Regions from separate parts of the Homo sapiens genome. Here regions 1 and 3 are each linked to region 2. Evidence: read pairs that join two places in POLR2A ChIA-PET (ENCODE). Cell type or tissue: PC-9. All regions are shown on one strand. Each heading gives the region's core, and the rest is flanking DNA. Links, peaks and the distances in the headings are about the cores only.

Evidence for each region. Peaks named below come from ENCODE experiments on the same cell type or tissue, not always from the same donor. Only the 100,000 strongest peaks of a DNase experiment are listed, where the experiment ranks them.
Region 1: POLR2A ChIA-PET joins it to region 2 with 14 read pairs; 9 of 35 experiments call an interaction of 5 or more read pairs at or near these places.
Region 3: POLR2A ChIA-PET joins it to region 2 with 6 read pairs; 1 of 35 experiments calls an interaction of 5 or more read pairs at or near these places.

Annotation. Positions count from the first base shown.
Region 1 is chr17:81,627,741-81,633,072 of GRCh38, forward strand. NPLOC4 (NPL4 homolog, ubiquitin recognition factor) reads right to left here. Exons shown (of 17, transcript NM_017921.4): 2 at 1,985-2,065. Among named protein-coding and RNA genes, the nearest start is that of NPLOC4, 6.7 kb to the right of the region's middle. In PC-9, for the core only: no CTCF peak of the experiment used is centred there; no DNase peak of the experiment used is centred there.
Region 2 is chr17:81,504,527-81,509,858 of GRCh38, forward strand. No RefSeq gene overlaps it. Among named protein-coding and RNA genes, the nearest start is that of ACTG1, 5.6 kb to the right of the region's middle. In PC-9, for the core only: no CTCF peak of the experiment used is centred there; DNase peaks (open chromatin) are centred at 1,755, 3,085 and 4,275; H3K4me3 peaks cover 570 bases; H3K27ac peaks cover 660 bases.
Region 3 is chr17:82,103,220-82,108,551 of GRCh38, forward strand. The region is part of intron 18 of CCDC57 (coiled-coil domain containing 57); the gene reads right to left. Among named protein-coding and RNA genes, the nearest start is that of FASN, 7.6 kb to the left of the region's middle. RefSeq lists enhancers at 644-1,557, 1,558-2,471, 2,753-2,802, 2,843-3,172, 3,403-3,792 and 1 more. In PC-9, for the core only: CTCF peaks have their summits at 3,239 (motif pointing right) and 3,439; DNase peaks (open chromatin) are centred at 942 and 3,282; H3K4me3 peaks cover 1,229 bases; H3K27ac peaks cover 3,690 bases.

The DNA.
Region 1 (5,332 bases), core at 224-5,223, 120 kb after region 2:
CTGGGCAACAAGAGCGAAACTCTGTCTCAAAAAACAAAAACAAAAATTAGCCAGGTATTGTGGTGCACACCTGTAATCCCAGCTACTTGGGAGGCTGAGGCAGGAGAACTGCTGGAACCCAGGAGGCGGAGGTTGCACTGAGCCGAGATCACGCCACCACATTCCAGCCTGGGCGACAGAAAAAGACTCCATCTCAAAAAAAGAAATTTGTATTGAATGAAAATATCCTTGGGAGGCCAAGGCGGGCAGATCACGAGGTCAGGAGATGAAGACCATCCTGGCTAACATGGTGAAATCCCGTCTCTACTAAAAATACAAAAAATTAGCCAGGCATGGTGGTGGGCGCCTGTAGTCCAGCTACTCGGGAGGCTGAGGCAGGAGAGTGGCGTGAACCCGGGAGGCGGAGCTTGCAGTGAGCCAAGATCATGCCACTGCATTCCAGCCTTGGAGACAGAGCGAGACTCCCTCTCATAAAAAAAAAAAGAAAAAAAAAAGAAAAAGAAAATATATCCTTCATGGCTGGGCACGGTGGCTCACACTGAAGCGGGTGGATCACGAGGTCGGGAGTTCAAGACCAGCATGGTGAAGATAGTGAAACCCCGTCTCTACTAAAAATACAAAAAATTAGTCAGGTATGGTGGCGGGTGCCTGTAATCCTAGCTACTCGAGAGGCTTAGGCAGAGGATTGCTTGAACCCAGGAGGCAGAGGTTGCAGTGAGCCGAGATCATGCCACTGCACTCCAGCCTGGGCAACAGAGTGAGATGCCATCTCAAAAAAAAAGAAAATAACCCTCATATAAACACAGGGCAAAACGAAAACATTTTCAGGTCAAAAAAACCCAAAGGTCTGTGACCAACAAACCTACCTACAACAAAGGCTAATGGATGTTTTTCAGTCTGAAGAGAAACAACACCAGACAGAAATAGTCTGGGGGAATCCATGGGAAAAGTAAATAAGGAAGAAACTGTGAAGATAAGCTAAGAAGTACATAATATGCAACTATCACAGTAAATGAAATATTTTGTGATTGGTTAAAAAAAGAAAAACTGTCATGGGAATCCTGGACACAATGCAGGTCAGGAGACCAGGGAGGAGCCAGGGATGATTCTTTGAGTCAACTGTAGTCATATCTACAATTCATACTTTTTTTTTTTTTTGAGACAGTCTCACTCTGTCGCCCAGGCTGGAGTGCAGTGGCGCGATCTCAGCTCACTGCAAGCTCCGCCTCCTGGGTTCACATCATTCTCCTGCCTCAGCCTCACCAGCAGCTGGGACTACAGGTGCCCGCCACCACACCCGGCTAATTTTTTGTATTTTTACTAGAGATAGGGTTTCACCATGTTAGCCAGGATGGTCTCAATCTCCTGACCTTGTGATCCGCCCGCCTCGGCCTCCCAAAGTGCTGCGATTACAGGCGTCAGCCACTGCGCCTGGCCACTCTTATGAAATACTTTTTTTTTTTTTTTTTTGAGATGGAGTCTCACTCTGTTGCCCAGGTTGGAGTGCAGTGGCACCACCTCGACTCACTGTAAACTCTGCCTTCTGAGTCAAGCAATTCTCTTGCCTCAGCTTCCCAAGTAGCTGGGATTACAGGCACCTACCACCACGCCCGACTAATTTTTGTATTTTTAGTAGACGGGGTTTCACCATCTTGGCCAGGCTGGTCTTGAACTCCTCACTTCGTGATCCACCCGCCTTGGTCTCCCGAAGTGCTGGGATTACAGGTGTGAGCCACCACGCCCAGCCGTGAAATATTTTTACACTTACCTTTGGGCTCTTGGTCCTATAATTTTGAGCAGTGATCAGCTGTGACAAACATCTCATCCTATAGCAATCCAACCCAACTGTGATAGAGAAAGGCAATGCAAGAGGCAATTTGGGAATAGGGAAAATAAGAAAACGAGGAAAAGAGAAAAGGTATCGATGGCAGTAAGAGTAGAGGATGAAAAATATCCTGAGGGTCAATACCCAGGCCACAGATACCTTTTTCAAAAATGTTGCTGCTGTTTCTCTCTTTGTTGCTGTGATCCGCTTCACTCCATCCGGGGACTGGACACGAATTATCTGTTGCAAACAAAACATGATGGTTACTGCACAGCCTAGTGAGGTCCTGATCTAATACTACGGCTTCCATCTGTGGTCTTTTAGCATCTGGGTCACTGAAAATTAAAGCCAAACCTCACTCTTCACCTTTCAATACCCAGCTCAATCCTTCTAGAATATGATGCCGAGGGGTGAGATTCATCAACATATGGGGAGATATTTTAAGAGTACTGTCCTCTCAACTCTTAGTTTCACTCAGAAAACAACTTTAATTCCTAATCACTATTTATAGAGTATATGTAAAACACTTTTTGTCTCTTCAGACTTAAAACAGAGAAAAACCCACCATGAACCATGAATGAACTGTGTTCTTTAAAAAAGATGTTACTTTGGGGAAAAAAAAAAAAAAAAGATGTTACTTTGTTCCAGGATCTATATACAAACATTAGACAGTCTTCAAGAGTCCTACAATTTAAAAGAATCACAGGAAATTTTCTAATTGTTACTTTTTTTTTGCTTTTTTGAGACAGGGTCTTGCTGTCACCCAGGCTGGAGTGCAGTGGCAAAATCACAGCTTACTGCAGCCTTGACATCCAAGGTTCAAGTGATCCTCTGACCTCAGCCTCCCGAGAGCTGGAACCACAGGCTTGCACCACCACACCAGGTTAATTTTTTTTTTTGTAGTGACGGAGTGTCATATTTCCCAGGCTGATCTCGAGCTCCGGGGCTCAAGTGATCCTGCCACTGTGCTGGGATTACAGGTGTGAGCCACAACGCCAGCTATTACTTACTTTCCCTAAAAAACGTTTAAAAATGGCCAGACACAGTGGCTCACGTCTGTAATTGTAGCACTTTGGGAGGCCAAGGCGGTGGATCACTTGAGCTCAGAAGTTCAAGACCAGTGGGCAACATGGGGAAACCCCATCTCTACTAAAAATACAAGTTAGCCAGGCATGGTGGCGTACGCCTATGGTCTCAGCTACTTGGGGAGCTGAGGCACGAGGATCACTTAAACCAGGGAGGTCGAGGCTACAGTGAGCCAAGATGGTGCCACTGCACTCCAGCATTGGTGACAAAGTGAGACCCTGTCTCAAAAAAAGAGATTAGGCTGGGCACAGTGGCTCCTGCCTGTAATCCCAGCACTTTGGGAGGCCAATGCGGGCAGATCACCTGAGGTCAGGAGTTCGAGACCAGCCTGGCCAACATGGTGAAACCCCGTCTCTACTAAAAATACAAAAATTAGCTGGGCGTGGTGGCGGGCACCTGTAATCCCAGCTACCCGGGAGGCTGAGGCAGGAGAATCGCTTGAACCCAGGAGGCAGAGGTTGCAGTGAGCCAAGATCGTGCCATTGCGTGACGAAGAGCAAGACTTCGTCTCAAAAAAAAAGTAAAAATTTAAACTTAAAAAAGAAATTAAAATTAAAAGCAATAAAGGTCTTTAATGGTAAAATTTAGTAGGGTTTTGAAAAAATATTTTCAGCTGGGCACAGTGGCTCACACCTATAATCTGTGCACTTCAGGAGACCAAGGCAGGAAGATCTCTTTAGCCTAGGAATTCGAGATCAGCCTGGCCAACACAGCGAGACCCCATCCTAATTTAATAACGTGTGTGTGCATATATGCATATTAAAGTGTACATATATATATATATATTTTTTTTTTTTTTTTTTTTTTTTTTCCCCCACGGCAAGCCTAAAAAGGTTGGCAGATCTGGAAGACTACTGGACAAAGGGCATTACTTTCTAAGACAACTTGATGTTTATGCTGATGAAAGCCATCGTGAAGGTGAGTTATCATGCCTGGCCAACAGCACAGGCCCCTGCTTTAGACAAGGAGGATGACATGGCATGCTCTGCAGCAAACAAAGACCTGCTCCAACCATCCGCGGGACGGGAAGGAAGGCAGACAGGAACATGCGCATAAGTGTCCTAGCTTCTCCTCTCAGCAAAGACTGATGGTGCATTCTATAGCTTCTTTCTCTCTCATTTCCTGCATTACCATCTCTTGTATTTAGCTCATTTTTTTTTTCCCCGAGATGAAGTTTCAATCTTGTGGCCCAGGCTGGAGTACAATGGCGCAATCTTGGCTCACTGCAACCTCTGCCTCTTGAGTTCAAGTGATTCTCCTGCCTCAGCCTCCTGAGTAGCTGGAATCACAGGCGCCCACCACCATACCCAGCTAATTTTCTTTTTTTTGAGACAGTCTTTTTCCGTTGCCCAGGGTGGAGTGCAGTGGCGCAATCTCGGCTCACTGCAACCTCCACTCACTGCAACCTCCGCCTCCCAGGTTCAGGCGATTCTCCTGTCTCAGCCTCCTGAGCAGCTGGGATTACAGGCGTGCACCACCAAGCCCAGCTAATTTTTGTATTTTTAGTAGAGACGGGGTTTCAACATGTTAGTCAATCTGGTCTTAAACGCCTACCTCAGGTGATCCACCTGCCTCAGCCTCCTAAAGTGCTGGGATTATAGGCATGAGCCACCAACCCTGGCCTAGCTGATTTTTTATAGTGAAACATTTCAATTCCCTTATTTCCTTTTTTATTTCTTTTTTTTTTTTCAGCTCTTGTTGCCCAGGCTGGAGTGCAATGGCGTGATCTCGGCTCACTGCAACCTCTGCCTCCCCGGTTCAAGTGATTCTCCTGTCTCAGCCTCCTGAGTATCTGGGATTACAAGTGCCTGCCACCACGCCTGGCTAATTTTTAGTATTTTTAGTAGAGATGGGATTTCACCACGTTGGCCAGGCTGGTCTCGAACTCCTGACCTCAAGTTATCCACCCACCTGGGCCTCCCAAAGTGCTGGGATTACAGGTGTGCACCACCACACCCGGCCTCCCTTATTTCCTTTTTCATAAATTCTATAACTATTTTCTGTGAGGTTACCACGAGTGTTACATTAAACATCCTCTTCAACCATTATGCAGATGAAAACTGTCACAAGCCATTGTCTAAAAAAGATTTCCACTGATACAGGACAAAACACCATAAAGGCTCAGTCTACTGGGATTTGTCCGCTTTTAGTAAAGTAACTAAGCCTAATCTAGATTTTCCTAAAATAGGATAACCCTGTCCTGCATTTTCCCATAACTTTCACTTGGCAGAAAAGGCTCCACCCAATATGTTCTCAACTTTTAAGTCAGGAGATTGAGACCATCCTGGCTAACACGGTGAAACCCCATCTCTACTAAAAATACAAAACATTAGCCAGGCGTGGTGGAGGGCGCCTGTAGTCCCAGCTACTTGGGAGGCTGAGGTAGGAGAATGGCGTGAACCCAGGAGGCAGAGCTTGTGG
Region 2 (5,332 bases), core at 73-5,072:
AGAAAGGGAGGGAGGGAAGGAGGGAAGGAGAGAAGGAGGGAGGGAGGGAGAGGAGGAGAGGAGAAAAGAGGGAGGGGAGGGGAGTGGAGGGGGAGAATAATTTGTAACCACTAATGAAATAGCAGGTCCTGGCAGGGATTTCCAATGGCTGCTAATATCACAACATCAGGCTCTGTGGGACTCTTTCCCTCTCCATGAAGTTGCACCCACCCTGTGGTCATCTTCTTGCTAAAAAAATCAACCTGAATGAGATTAAACAGACCAGTTTGGACATTTACACCTAGAGCTAACTGACTATAGGAAATATAAGGGTTGAGGAACGTGCCACATCAACCACAAGGACGAAATCAGCAAAATCCAGACAGGTGGAACCCTTTGGAACAAAAGACCTGCCTTCTTCCACAAATAACCTGAAAGGAGAAAAATGAAAGAGGGTAAATCCCGCGGTTAAAAGAGATTTAAGAGACATAGTGGCCAAGTGCAATGATTGGAAACCAACCGTTAAAAGAAATTTAGGTGGGTCGCGGTGGCTCACGCCTGTAATCCCAGCACTTTGGGGGGCCGAGGCGGGTGGATCACGAGGTCAGGAGATCGAGACCATCCTGGCCAACACGGTGAAACCCCGTCTCTACTAAAAATACAAAAAAAATACAAAAAAATACAAAAAAAATACCCCGTCTCTACTAAAAATACACCAGCCGGGCGTGGTGGTGGGCGCCTGTAGTCCCAGCTACTCGGGAGGCTGAGGCAGGAGAATGGCATGAACCCAGGAGGCGGAGCTTGCAGCGAGCCGAGATCACACCACTGCACTCCAGCCCGGGTGACAGAGTGAGACTCCGTCTCAAAAAAAAAAAAGAAAGAAATTTAAGGCTGGGCATGGTGGCTCACACCTGTAATCGCCACATTTTAGGAGGCTGAGGTGAGAGGATCTCTTGAGACCAGGAGCTTGAGACCAGCCTAAGCAACATAGGGAGACCCCATCTCTACAGAAAGTTTAAAAATTATCTGGGCATGGTGGTGCACGCCTGTAGTCCCAGCTACTCAAGCGGCTGAGGTGGGAGGATTGCTTGAGCCTAGGAAGTCGAGGCTGCAGTGAGCTGTGATTGTGCCACTGCACTCTAGCCTGGGCAACAAAGCAAGACCCTGTCCCCCCAAAAAAACAGACAAACAAAACAACAACAAAAAATTTAAGACAACCAAGGAAATTTGGACATTAGATGATACTAAGTATCGATCAATAATTGGTGGGTGGGGGCATGATACTGTGATTTTTTTTTTTTTTTTTTTTTTTTTGAGATAGAGTCTTGCTCTGTCACCCAGGCTGGAGTGCAGTGGCTCAATCTCGGCTCACTGCAACCTCTGCCATGTGGGTTCAAGCAATTCTCCTGCCTCAGCCTCTGGAATAGCTGGGATTACAGGCGCACGCCACCATGCCTGGCTAATTTTTGTATTTTTAGTAGAGATGGGTTTCACCATGTTGGCCAGGCTGGTCTTGAACTCCTGACCTCGTGATCCGCCCGTCTCGGCTTCCCAAAGTGGTGGGATTACAGGAATGAGCCACCGCGCCCAGCTTGTGGTTGTTTTTTCAAAAAGAGTCCTAGGCTGGGTGCAGTGGCTCATGCCTGTAATCCCAGCACTTTGGGAGGCCTAAGCAGGAGGACCATTGAGTCCAGGAGTTCAGCCTGGGCAACATAGTGAGATGCTGTCTCCAAAAAAAACACAAAAGCAAACAAACAAAAGGCCATGGAGGAGGCCAATCCCCAGCTGTGCTGAGCCAGGATCAGATTCTCTCAGCCCCTTTCAGCAGCACCTGTCCTCCTCTGAGTCAATATATTGCTGTTGCAGCCGGGCGCGGTGGCTCATGCCTGTAATCCCAGCACTTTGGGAGGCCGAGGTGGACGGATCACCTGAGGTCAGGAGTTTGAGACCAGACTGACCAACATGGAGAAACCCCATCTCTACCGAAAATACAAAATTAGCTGGGCGCGGTGGCGCATGCCTGTAATCCCAGCTACTTGGGAGGCTGAGGCAGGAGAATCGCTTGAACCCAGGAGGTGGAGGTTGTGGTGAGCTGAGATTGCGCCATTGCACTCCAATTGGGCAACAAGAGCGACACTCCATCTCAAAAAAGAAAAAAAAAAGAAAGAAAAAGAAAAAGAAATATGGAACATAAAAGTTACCATTTTAATCGTTTAAAAGTGTACAGGCCAGGCGCAGTGGCTCACACCTGTGATCCCAGCACTTTGGGAGGCCGAGGCAGGCAGATCACCTGAGGTCAGGGGATCAAGACCATTCCGGCCAACATGGTGAAACCCCGTCTCTACTAAAAATACAAAAATTAACCAGGTACACAGGCACACGCCTGTAGTCCCAGCTACTCGGGAGGCTGAGGCAGGAGAATCGCTTGAACCCAGGGGCCAGAGGTTGCAGTGAGCCGAGATCACACCACTGCACTCCAGCCTGGCAACAGAGCAAGACTCTGTCTCAAAAAAAAGTGTACAATTGGCTGGGTGCGGTGGCTCACGCCTGTAATCCCAGCACTTTAGGAGGCCAAGGAGGGTGGATCACCTGAGGTCAGGAGTTCAAGACCAGCCTGGCCAACGTATCGAAATTCTGTTTGTATTAAAAATACAAAAATCAGCTGGGTGTGGTGGCACACACCTATAATCCCAGCTACTTGAGAAGCTGAGGCAAGAGAATCGCTTGAACCCAGGAGGCAGATGCTGCAGTGAGCTGAGATTGCACCACTGCACTCCAGCCTGGATGACAGAGCCAGGATGGTCTTGTTCTCCTGACCTCGTGATCTGCCAGCCTCAGCCTCCCAAAGTGCTGGGATTACAGGTGTGAGCCACTGCTCCCAGCAGTTTTTTTTTTTGTTTTTTTTTTTTTGAGACAGGGTCTTGCTCTGTCATCCAGGCTGGAGTGCAGTGGCTCAATCACAGCTGACTGCAACCTCAATCTCCCCAGGTTCAAGTGATCCTCCCACCTCACCCTTCTGAGTAGCTGGGTTACTACAAGCGTGTGCCACCAGGACAGGCTAATTTTTTGTATCTTTTGTTGTGGGATTTTGCCATGTTGCCCAGGCTGGTTTTGGACTCCTGGGCTCAAGCGATCTGCCTGCCTAAGGCTCCCAAAGTGTTGGGATTACAGGTGTGAGCCATCATGCCCTCACTGTCACTATTTTCCTTTTTTTTTTTTTTTATTTTTTGTGGCCATCCTACTGGATGTGAAGTGATATCTCACTGTTATTTTGATTTGCACTTCCCTAATGATCCCCTGATGATGTTGAGTATCTTTTTCATCTCCCGGTTGGCCATGTGTATATCTGCTTGGGAGAAAATAAAGTCCTTTGCTCATTTTTAAATTGGGTTCTTTTTGTTGTTGATTTGTAGGCGTTCTTTACATATTGTGGATACTAGATCCTTATCAGACATAATTTTGTGGGGTTTGGGGTTTTTTTGTTTGTTTTTGAGATAGGGTCTCACTGTGTCACCCAGACTAGAGTGCAGTGGCTCAATCACAGCTCACTGCAGTCTCAAACCTCAAACTCCTATCAAGAGATCCTTTCTCCTCAGCCTCCTGAGTAGCTGGGACCACAGGCAGGCCACCACCATGCTCAGCTAATAAAAAAAAAATTGGGGCCAGGCATGCTGGCTCACACATGTAATCCCAGCACCTTGGGAGGCTGAGGCGGGCAGATCACGAGGTCAGGAGATTGAGACCATCCTGGCTAACACGGTGAAACCCCGTCTCTACTAAAAAATATGAAAAGATTAGCTAGGTGTGGTGGTGGGCACTTGTAGTACCAGCTGCTGGGGAGGCTGAGGCAGGAGAATGGCATGAACCCGGGAGGTGGAGCTTGCAGTGAGCTGAGATCACACCACTGCACTCCAGCCTAGGTGACAGAGCAAGACCCCATGTCAAAAAAAAAAAAAAAAAAATTGGCTGGGTGCGGTGGCTCACGTCTGTAATCCCAGCACTTTGGGAGGCCAAGGCAAGCAAATCACCTGCGGTTGGGAGTTCAAGATCAGCCCGAGCAACATGGAGAAACCCCGCCTCTACTAAAAATACAAAATTAGCTAGGTGTGGTGGCGCATGCCTGTAATCCCAGCTACTCGGGAGGCTGAGGCAAGACAATCGCTTGAACCCAGGAGGCGGAGGTTGTGGTGTGAGCCAAGATCACACCATTGGACTCCAGCTTGGGCAACAGAGGGAAACTGCGTTTCAAAAAAAAAAATTTGTAGAGACAAGGTCTTGCCAAGTTGCCCAGGGAACCTGCACTGGGCAGTTCCGGAAGAGCTGCAGCTTTCAACGCTTCGAGAGTGCGTGACTGTCCCTGGTCCCCATGCCCTGGCCAGTGCTCAGAACTACCCATCTCCTGATTTCTGCTCATCTGATAGCCACAAACTGGCATCTAATTTGTTTTAATGTGCATTTGCTGATGCCCAGTGTCCATGAGCATCTCACAGTTTGTCCTGTAAGTGCAATGCTTCACAGGACAAAGAGAATTTCTATCTTTTGCAGGTATCAGAGTCGCTGAGAAGAGTCATGCTGTGATGTGAGGTCACAGAACAAGGTAGGGTGGGAGCCTGGAGCTCAGTAAGCTCTCTGCAATTTATGTTTGCCTCCACCCCGACCCCCACCAAGCTTGAGCCTCCTCTCCCCCATCCCCATATGGGAGGGGGAGCTAGGAAGCACCACCACCTCTGCTTGAGTAAAATCTCTTCCAACAGCAGAACGATCCCTTGACCCGACTTAACATGAAATAGTTCCAAATCTCTTTTCAACTGGTAGAGATCTTCCTTCCCTGTCCCAACCTCCAAATGACTTCTGCAGCTGTAAGCAGTTCAGAGGAGCTATGCATTGGACTCCCAATCCCATCTACAGAGGCTCTCCCCTGGCACCTGCGGGGAGAAAAGCTGAAGTACAAAGGGCACTGGCTGAGCCTCTTACACCAGGTGAGGCCCTCGTTATTGGTAGATACTGAGTTCCAGGATTCAGTAACTAGCCAACTCCATGACTGCTGCGCTCTTTACACAAAGTAAAACTATCTCATATCACACGTCCACCTGAGGGCTGGGGGGAAACTAAGGCAGGCCCCTGCTGATTCAGGTGGTTATTTTATGCCAAATATTTACCCAAGATGTCAAGTCATCTAGTTTTTCCTAAATAATGGAAAAAGCCGTCTCAGGACTTCCCTCCCAGCCTGCTTATGATGTTGCTTCAGTTATCTCCAACACCCAAACCCACTAGGCTGCCTTGTTCTTGCACTTTCGATTTGGAAGAAATCGAACTGCTCAGTTTATTGTTAAGCCGTTTTCTCACCAGCCCA
Region 3 (5,332 bases), core at 190-5,189, 600 kb after region 2:
AGCTTCTTCCACTCCGATCCACTCTTGGGGTCTCAAGACACCCGGAACCAGTCTTCCTTTTCCTGCAGCCCCGTTGGGGTCACACAGTCCCTGGCCCCCTGCTGGGGTCCTGGGGGGCCCTGGACGCTGCCTGCTCCCTTTGTTTCCAACCCCCAGAGGAATTCCTCCTCTTCACACAAAGGCTACCACCCTTTATCTCTCAACAATAAGCCTGCCTGACCTCCTGGTCCCGGCCAACGCCCCCATCCCCACTCCCTCCCCCCACCCCCCACACTGGCTGGCAGAGGGTGGGGTATCCCGTGGAAAGGGCTTCCTGCGGGGAAGCTGGTCCTCTGACCAGGCCCTAGTGCTCCACTGTGACCCTGAGGCATCTCCTCAAACCCAGAGGCCTTGGTTGTCCCTCTGTAATGCTCAGGGATTCTGGGGGCTTTGCCCGGCTTGATCCTCCTCAGACAAAGCCTGTGGGGATTTTCAGAAAAAGTGAGCTGAGGGAGGGGGGTGAAGGGCCTGCCCCTTTGCCTGGGAGGCCTGAGCTGGCCCTGCTGGGAGGACCCTGGCTGTATCCCGGGGCGAAGCAGGGAGGTGTGAGTGGGTCACAGTCCCCGGGGCAGGGAGGGGCAGGGAGGGGCAGGGAGGGTGAGCTGGCCCCCTCCCCAGGGCAGGCCGGCCCCTAGCTCAGAATATCCACTTTACAGGCTCTGGTTTCTTCACTGGTCCTTTTCCTGCGGAGCCCTCCTCAGTGATGGTGGCAGGGAACTGGCCATGAGCCCAGGACCCCAGGGCAGCGGACAGCCCCAGCCCAGCCAGTCCTAGGTCAGAGGCACGGAGCTGGATGTGTCAAGGCGGCTGCCCCAGGCGTGACTCCCTGTGACCCCGGATTCTTCTACCTGATGCTAATCTGAGGTCAACCCAGTAACTGGTGTGTAAAAACGCTCTTGGCCTCCACCACTCTCTGCCCCGCCTTCTCGCCTGACCTGTTTTGCCGAGCCTGGCCGGGATTTCTCTTTCTGCGTTGGGCTGACTGGGCCGCAGGGAAACCATGTGGACACACAGTTTGCCGGGCACAGCGTGAGGAACGCGCCTCTTGGGTCCTGCACCCCTCCCCCACGGGCTGCTTGTGCTCTGGCCCCGAACTGAGCTTCTGGAAAGTTCCTGAAACATCCAAGGCCTTGCAGTGATTAACCAGGGGAGGGGGACTGGGGCCTGCTTGCCCCTCCCAGGCTTAACCCCTCCCAGGTCCTGGTGTGTGCTGAGGCAGGGCCACCCAGGCTGGGCTCCGTCCCCTCAGGCGGCTGCACCATACTTGGAGGGTTTTTTAAATTTTTATTTTTATTTTTGAGACGGAGTCTCACTCTGTCGCCCAGGCTGGAGTGCAGTGGCGTGATCTCAGCTCACTGCAAGCTCCGCCTCCCGGGTTCACGCCATTCTCCTGCCTCAGCCTCCCGAGTAGATGGGACTACAGGCGCCCGCCACCACGCCCCGCTAAGTTTTTTGTATTTTTAATAGAGACGGGGTTTCACCATGTTAACCAGGATGGTCTCGATCTCCTGACCTCGTGATCCACCCACCTCGGCCTCCCAAAGTGCTGGGATTACAGGTGTGGGCCACCAAGCCCGGCTTGGAGGTTTGAAGCTGGTGGAATCTCAGGGAGGACATAGCCTGTCCTATTGCAGGGAAGGTGCGGCCCTCACTCCCGTCTCAGCCTGGGGGCATGAGAACTCTGAGCACAAAGAGGACGGAGCTGGTCCCCAGCTTTCTGGCCACCCTGTGAGTTTCTTCTCCTGCACCTGAGCCTCAGCTCAGCTCTTGACCAAGTTGGCCTCTGGTGGCTCATTCTCCAGGCTGCTCCGGGCTCTCTGGGTGCCCCTGGGCACACCTACGTGGCTTCCTAGGGCTTTGGGAAGGGCCAGACGGTGAGCCCACGCCTTCCCTGGTTCTCCAGAGCCTGCCTTGGGGCTGGGGAGGGCCTGGCCCTGATGGCAGCTCAGGCCTCAAGTCCATTCTGTGGCACAGAGGCCCTTCCGTCTCCCTGTGGCCTCCGCTGCTCTGTGTGGTTCACCCCTGCTGTGTCAAGGGCCCTTGTTCTGCTGAACCCCCTCTGGCTGCCACAGGGGTCCTCACGCACCCAAGATCAACCCTTCTCAAATGCATCTAGTTATTTCCAAGTCTCTTGGGAACAAGGCTTTTCCCACCACTGTCAGCACGGCACCCAGGCCTTTAGTGCAGACGGTGACAGTGAATGTGACTTGACTCCCCCCACCCCGAATCTCCAGAAGCTGCGTGCACCTTTCCAGGGTCCCCACGCCTGGGAGGCTCACAGGCCACGCCCACCCGTGTCTCCCCAGCCTGCGTCAACCCTCACCTGCTAAAGTCTCCTAATGGACACCCCCACCCCTGAGCTCCTGGAGCTCAGCCCTGGGGGGTCACCGTGGCCCCGGGGCTGCCTTTGTGGGACTGAGTGTGACAACAGGAGAGCAATGGGGTACAGGGGGAGGGAGGCCCACGTGATCTGGTTCCCACGGTCCCTCCACAGGGGGACACTCCGGGCCTGCTATGTCCAGCTGCCTTCCCCACCTCACTGGCACATGGAGCCTGGAGCCCCCACTGGGCAGATGCACAAGAGGGGAGGGTACTGGACATTGCATGCTCCAGGGCTCTGGGCAGTCCTGCCACCCATCACTCAGCCTGGTGAGGCAGGGCCAGCAGGAAACCCCAGATCCTTCAGGCCCCGCCTGCTGGCCTTTGGAGCAGAGGAGAGGTGGGCCCTCGGGGGCCTGGGCGCCGACCACAGGCTGACCCCTTGTTTCATGCCAGCACCTCCTCTGGGCGCCTGTGGCTACTCCCCCAACGGCACTGGCAGGTCCCCTGCTGCTGCTGAGCCTGCCCAGGCCTGTCTGCTACAGCCTGTCAGTGTTGCCCAATGTGGGCCCCATCCCAGCCCTTGAGAGGAGTCACCTAGTAGTGGGGTGCAAGCTGGAGCCCCAAGGAAGGGAATTCAAGGGAAACACATCGTGGGCATAAGGCTTTGAGAGACGTGGGTCTGTCCCTACCGGAGGCTGCATCACGGAAGGCGGGCACACAGGCCTCACTTGGGCGAGAAGAGACCCAGAGACGCATGGCCTTCCTCCTGGGCCGGCTCCCGACCAGAGCCCATCTGAGCTCAGCCCACAGGAAGGGGAGGTGCCAAGAACCCCAAGCACAGGTGGCTGCAGGCTGGTGGGTGCCGAGGAGGCCACTAGGAGGCTGAGACGGTGAGAGCCAGGGCCAGGCAGTGGCCTGAGAGCTGGACAGCCTCTGGGTATCTCCACACCCCACCCTTCTCCTGCCTTTCAGAAGAGTAAACGCAGGAGAACGCCCTGAGGCCCCGGAAGGAAAGTGACAGGCAGCGGCTGAGCTGGGGCGACAGGAAGTGGCAGCTGTCTCCGCTGTTTCGGAGGCATGGGAACTGTTTCCTGGTCCTAAAGTGAGGAATGCTGGCCTCATGCCCCTTGGGCCAGGACTCTGCACTGAGTGCTGAGTGCCTGGGCTGGTGTTTAGACGACTCGTGGTCTCTGTTGGCACTGTCTGGGGACAGCAAAAAGCAGCAGGGGCCAGTGTGCAGGGGAGATTCTGGGTAAAATTCATGAAAAGGGAACTTTCAAAAGGGGCCCATGGGGCCTTCCCAGGTCTGCCAGGCCAGCTTACAGCTCCAGGTGGGCACCCTAGCATCTCAGGGCCATAGACCAGCAGGTCACCGCCATGTCCCCGGGGAACAGCACTGCCTGCCACTCACTTTGCCTGAGACCCGTGTCTCAGGGCTGCTCCCTGCATGTCTTGGCAGGAGGGCGGACAGCTGGGAAGGAGGCCACACGCTCCTCCAGGGAGCCTGGCTCTGCAGGAGCTACGCCAGCCACACACTTATCAGCTGCCCGACCTGCTCAGGACACTGAGGGCCACATGCCTGGCCAAAGGCCTCTCCCCACTCCCTCTTCTCCCCTGGAGACCAGGCCCCTGGAGTTGCTCTCCAGAGATCTGGGCAATGACCCTCTGGATCCCAGGGTTTTTGGTTCCCCTGGGAAAAGAGGCAAAGGCCCACACACCTGCAGCAGGTTGGGGGTGGGGGGATGCATGGCACAGTGGCTTGGCACCCGGGTGGGGCACAGATGCCGCGGGAGTGGGGAGTGGGGAGTGGCTGCCTCGAACCCTGCTGTGTGGCTTGTCACCCTCCATGGCGTCTCTGCGCCTCCGTTTGACTCCAGCTGCACGGCACACGGGGCGAGGTTAGCATCAGGGGCCAAAGCGGACCCCCGCCAGAAAGGAGGAAGAGGCCCCCAGGTAGGTGCGTGCTTCTGGACCTGGCGCTCGGCACACTGTGAGGATGGGCGGATGGAGTTGGTCTGCAGGTTCCAGAATGAATGGGGCCCTGTTGTGACAGGAGAAGGAGGGCAGCCTGGGTTGAAGAAACACCCCCTGCTGTCCAACAGCTGCACTGCCCGCTCCCCTGGCAACACCTGCCACGTGGACTGGAGAAGACACATTAGCCCTTGGGCTGGAAGTCGTGGACCGGCGTCCACCTGAGATGGGACTCTGGGAGGGAACAGCCGCCGGCCCTCCTGCCTCAGCTGCTCTCAGCATCCTACAGTGCCATCGGGTGCTCTCAGGACAGATGCCTACAGAACAGGCTTTTCTAAAGAAAGGGGGTGGGCTCCAGGGCCCAGAGTCACGGCACGGACGAGGGGGCTTTGGATCACTCTGCACACACCTCAGGATGGAAGTCCTGGTCAGCAAATGCATGAGCATTTCTGGTGGACCCACCTGCTCCTGGGGCAGGCTGGTCTCTATCCCCATTCCCAATCCCACGTGCCTCCTTGCCTCTGTCCACGTGATGTTGGAGCAGCAAGCCTTCTCCAAGCTCAGAGTCAGAGGCCACAGGCCACTGTCCCCTTGGCCAGGCCGCAGTCCTTGACTCTGGAGCACTCGGAGAGCAAGTGGCAGAGACGAGTGACCTGCGGCCGCTCTGGCGCTCTGCCTCCTAGTGAGATGAGTGTCATGGCTTGCCCGGGTCCTGGAGTTGTGCTGAGAGAGCACCTGACCTGTGATCCCACCCCTGAAAACGGGCTCCTCTGTGGACAGCCGGGCTGTTCTTGCTCCTCGAAGGAGTCCCCCAGCCCCTCAGGAAAGAGGTTCGGCCCTGGTCACAGACTGGGCATAAAATCTGCATATTTATAGCAGGGTCCGCCGAAAGCCTAAAACAACAGTGAGTTTCAGGGCAGGATCTCTCTTGCTTGTGTTGCATTGGTGTCATGTTATCGCTGGCTCTGAGTTTTAAAGGGAAATACACAGGGTAGTGCAT